2 separate regions of the Mus musculus genome follow, and region 2 is linked to region 1. The links are chromatin loops, found by intact Hi-C in ENCODE. Cell type or tissue: gastrocnemius. All regions are shown on one strand.

The links. Hi-C counts contacts between places; a loop is a spot of excess contacts. Peaks named below come from ENCODE experiments on the same cell type or tissue, not always from the same donor. Only the 100,000 strongest peaks of a DNase experiment are listed, where the experiment ranks them.
Region 2: a loop joins it to region 1, with 2.7 times the contacts of the local background. A loop is called at or near these places in 6 of 42 quality-filtered maps.

Annotation. Positions count from the first base shown.
Region 1 is chr11:83,493,910-83,496,409 of GRCm38, reverse strand. The region is part of intron 7 of Taf15 (TATA-box binding protein associated factor 15); the gene reads right to left. Among named protein-coding and RNA genes, the nearest start is that of Gm32650, 17 kb to the left of the region's middle. In gastrocnemius, no CTCF peak of the experiment used is centred here; no DNase peak of the experiment used is centred here.
Region 2 is chr11:83,343,630-83,346,129 of GRCm38, reverse strand. The region is part of intron 12 of Ap2b1 (adaptor-related protein complex 2, beta 1 subunit); the gene reads right to left. Among named protein-coding and RNA genes, the nearest start is that of Gm23951, 22 kb to the left of the region's middle. In gastrocnemius, no CTCF peak of the experiment used is centred here; no DNase peak of the experiment used is centred here.

The DNA of each region.
Region 1 (2,500 bases):
CCCCAAAATTCTCAAGTGAAAACCTTCTATAACACAAGTGCTGATAAGGAACTAACAGTTTCAGATTATATCTGAGTTGCTGCTCATCTATCATGATCCTAGCAGCTAACCTATTTATTATCTGCTTACAAACCTCTGCTCTAGGGACTACCCAACTCTAGATGGCTTTTCTGAATTGTCCAATTAAAACTAACTAAATAAGAAAGCTTTCTCTTTTTAATTACACTACCATAAAAACATTTTGCTTTGCAATCAACTTAGGACAGACACAAGTGTTTTAATTTGCTTTTAAATTGTATAAGTCCCAGAAAACCCTTCTTTCTAGCAGGAGAATAAGGTTCATTCAAGGCTATGTAGACCATACTAAACTGAAGTCCTTCATAAATACAGCTTTGTATTTAAAATTACTGTTTTAGCACAGTACCTAAACTTTCCCTGTACTTTAACTGAAAGGTCTATCACTGCTACCTCTTTAAGAAAGAGAAGCTACTCATTACTATTTTGGTTTTAGTTTCTTGAGACAGGATAAGGATGGTCCTGAATTTGCTACCTAGATAAAGATGAACTTGAGTTCCTGATCCTTTTGTGTTGAGGTTTGGCCTTTTGCCACGTAAGATACTGCTAAATTCTCTATCCCAAGGTCATTGCCTCAAGACAAGTGAATTCTCAAGTATACCAGCTTTTGTTATGCAAATCTTGCTCTTTAAAACTACTTGTTGAATAATGATGCCTACAGCCTGTAGCTGGGCAGAAAAGAGGTAGTAGTAAGCTTAGGTTCCTGGGCTTGGGGTCTGAGACAGAGTCCACTAGGAGTGAGCAGAAAGAAGGCAGAAAGCGCCATGGGGTAAGTATAACTTGAGTGCATAGCCATGAAGGCCCACCTGTTGGCGGTAGGAGTGGCCCAGGTGTAACATTGCAAATGGTATTTGGAGAGGGGGGGTGTTTACTGATAGGAAAGTAGACAAAAGAGCAGAGGGTTGATATCTGCCCAGTTCTAATGCTTTAAGGCTTATTATAAACATAAAGGTTTTGTGTCTTTTTTATTTGGAACTAAATGATTAAGGTGGGGTAGAAACCCCCAAATAAAGTTTACCACAACGCTTTTGCTTCCTCCTCTAAAGTACATTTGTCATAAACAAGCAGAGGTTAAATTGTTGAAAATAAAATGTTCCCCTTCTTTTTCAGTACTGGGGTCTCATGCTTGCTTAAATGGTCTATTTTCCAAGCCCCTTGAAAATTGTATTAGAAACCAAGGTTCCTTCAAAAATGAACCTTAGAACCCCAGTGACAGACAAGAATTAAAATATCAAGCCCACATTTCTTAAAACTTTTTTCCTTGTATATGGTGCATGCATGCATGGGTGTGGGTGTGGGTGTGGGTGTGGGTGTGTGTGTGTGTGTGTGTGTGTGTGTGTGTGGTGTGTGTGTGTGTGTGTGTGTGTGTGTGTGTGTGTGTGTGTGTGTGTGTGTGTCGGGGGGGGGGGGGTTACACCCTAATTGCTATATTGTCCAGCCAGGGCTACACAGAGAAACCGTGTGTGTGTGTGTGTGTGTGTGTGTGTGTGTGTGTGTGTGTGTGTGTCGGGGGGGGGGTTGTGTGTGTGTGTGTGTGTGTGTGTGTGTGTGTGTGTCGGGGGGGGGGGGGGGTTTACACCCTAATTGCTATATTGTCCAAAAAACAGCTGATCTGGCCCACAATAAAGAAAAATATACAGTGTTATGTGTAAGGGAGACTCATTTCCATTCTTTTTTTTTCTTCAAGACAGGGTTTCTCTGTGTAGCCCTGGCTGTCCTGGAACTCACTCTATAGACCAGGCTAGCCTCGAACTCAGAAACCCACCTGCCTCTGCCTCTGCCTCCCAAGTGCTGGGGTTAACTGTTTAAAAGGAAAAAAAAAAAGATAGAGATGACTCAATGGTTATCTTGCTGCTCGTTCAGAAGATCCAAGTTCAGTTTCCCAGCACCCATGCTCAGTGGTTGCAATAAAACTGCCTACAATTCTAGCTCCAAAGGATCCAATACTCTATTCTGTCTGTGGGCACCACCACATGGCAAATATTTACAAAAAAATAAATACACATAAGTAAAAGTATTTTTTAAAAGATGCATCCTCTAAAAGGATATATAACATTAAGGCTGAGTTTCCTTTTTTACAAAACTCAGTCCTATACCCTTACTATTCAAAGGGTAAGTATAAGTATAAACATAGCCCAAGAGCTTCGCAGAAAATGGTAATTTGCATTTTAGTAAGATCCCCATGTAACACATTATATATATTTAAGTCTAAGAAATACCATCCTAATGTTTACCTGTACATTCAAATGTCATTCAATCATTCTCACTCCCTAAGTAAGCTTTATATTAACTATATTACAATTCCTTTATTAGGAAATTTACTGTATTAACTACAGAAATAGACTTCAAGGAGTAAGGGAGATATTCTTGTGGATAGTCTCTCCTTCAAACTTGCAGTTAAGTCAAAGTCATTTCTTCTACATAT
Region 2 (2,500 bases), 150 kb after region 1:
AAAATATTTTTTATTTTACTTGTACCAATGTTTTACCTGTGTATATGAAAGTGCACTATGTATATGCAGTACCCACAGAGCTTAGAGAAGGGTGTCAAAGCCCTTGGAACTAGAATTACTGATGGCCATAAGCAACTATGTTGGTGCTGGAAATGAACTGGGGTCATCTGCAAGAACAGTAAGTGAGTAACTGCCGAGTTCATCTCCCTCCTCTCATGTGTAAGCGGAAACAAAACCCAAAATTGCTACATAAGCCATCTGTGGAGGTCCACACTTCTAATTTCAATACTCAGGATACTGAGGAAGGGGGACTGCATGAATTTGAGGGCAGCCCAGGATATGTACTGAGTACTGAGCAAGTTAGGGCTGTATAGCAATACACCCTCTCTAATTAATTAACTAATTAATAAAAATTAATAAACATGGCCATGAAAATTAGCAGGAATTTTCTTAATACATATTATACCTTACTTCTGTTTTCCTCATACATTCCTTAAAATTTTTAAAATTTTTACTTATGAGTATGTGTCTACTTCAGAGCCTATGGAAATCAGATGGTTGCATCAGATTCCCTGGAACTGGAGTTACAGACATTGTGAGCCCCCGTACAGGTACTGGGAATTAAATCTAGTTCCTTTACAAGAGCAGTAACTGCTCATAACCACTACGTCATCTCTCTAGCCCTGTAACTTCCTTCTCGGTTCAACTACCTACTACATGCATCTCCTCTGGAGACACTGGCTAAGTCCCAGCAATAGAAAGAGACTACACACAGTGCCTGACTCAAAAGCTCACAAAGGTACAAAAAATCAAAACAAACAATAGCAACACCAAAAGACCCAACAACAAAGCACTAAAGAACATACAAATGTATGTGCTTTCAAAAGGAGTAACACTTGAATTTAGTGCTCTTTTGTTATTATTTTAAAATGATTTTATGCATATTCATAGCTTAAAAAATTATAACCTGCTGAGCGTAGCAGCACACACCTTTAATCCCAGCATGCCGAAGACAGAAACAGGCAGGTTTCACTAAGGTCGAGGCCAGCCCGGGCTACATACTAAGATGAGACCCTGTCCTGAAAAGAAAAACAAAAGCAAGCGTACAAATTATAATCATGCCACACCAAGATTTATAAGGGTATAAAATAAAAGAAAATCCTTGGCAATTTTCTAATCCCTTCCTGATCTCTACTCTCCACTCCAATAGCCATTACTAGCAGGCTGCATGCGTCTGTCTTGAGGAGCACACACGCTTTTGGCATAGGAACCAGTTTCATATCATACACACTGATACTGCTCCATAAGCTACTTTCATACACATAATAAACATTAAAATAAAATTTAAAAATATTTCCAAGAGCACATATAAGTGAATTTTAACAAGTAATTAGTAATAGGAAAATGAGAGCTCAGAACTGGCAAAATAATATAGAAGAGGTTGAAATTTTCATAATATAGCATTAGAAACAGAAGAGACAGACAGGAAAATGGTCAATCCGTGAATCAGATCCCATGTGAGAGACACATCTTTTTTTTTTTTTTTTCCATTTTTTATTAGGTATTTAGCTCATTTGTGAGAGACACATCTTAAGTGACAATCCTGTTAAAGCCAGCCTGCTCTCAAATTCAATTCAAGACATTGCTAAATCTGATGGACTCATCATCATGTTAGTTACACTATACATAAAAAAGTTATTTTGAGTTTTATGAATCTGAGTGGTGACATGATTTTTTTCCAGTGCTAAAATTGAATAGAGGGCCCTATTCATTCTAGGCAAGTGCTATAGTATGACTGGGTATATCCCAGCACTTTAACAGTGTTTGTAAATTGACTTTGAGACAGGGTCTCACTAAGTTTCCCAGGCAGACCTTGAACTTTTTATACTCCTGACTTAGCCTCCCCAGCATTTGAGATTTCAGGCCTGTGCTACCAGGTCTGGTTGTGACCTGTTATGAAAGGTCAATGGCCACATTCCCAAATTAGAATCCACTTTTTTCTTCTGACCAGAAATGTTATGTGATGGTTAGGGTTAACTGTTAACGTGACAGTATACAAAATTACCTGAGAGATAGGGCTCTGGGCATGCTGGGAAGGGAGGTACAGGATTATGATAAATGATATATGTAAGAGACCCATTTTAATCACTGGTGGGGGATCCTGATGATACAGATGGAGAGGGGAACCTGAGCAGCACACATGGAAGCTCAGCTCTTTGCTCCAGGCTGCAGATGCACTGTGACCAGCTGCCCTATGCTCCCGTTCCTGTGCCTTCCAGCCATGTTGGGCTAGAATGTGAACTGTGAGTCAGAATAAACCCTCTCTTCCTGAAGTCGCTTGTCAGAGTATTCATCACAGTAACAAGAAAAGAAATAAGCACCATATGATTCACATATCAAAACATTTAAGGAAATAGCATAAGCGCTTTGAAGCGATCTCTATGAGAAAGACACTGCTTTGAAAGGCAGATCAAGTACACAGCACTTCATGTGAAAGCTG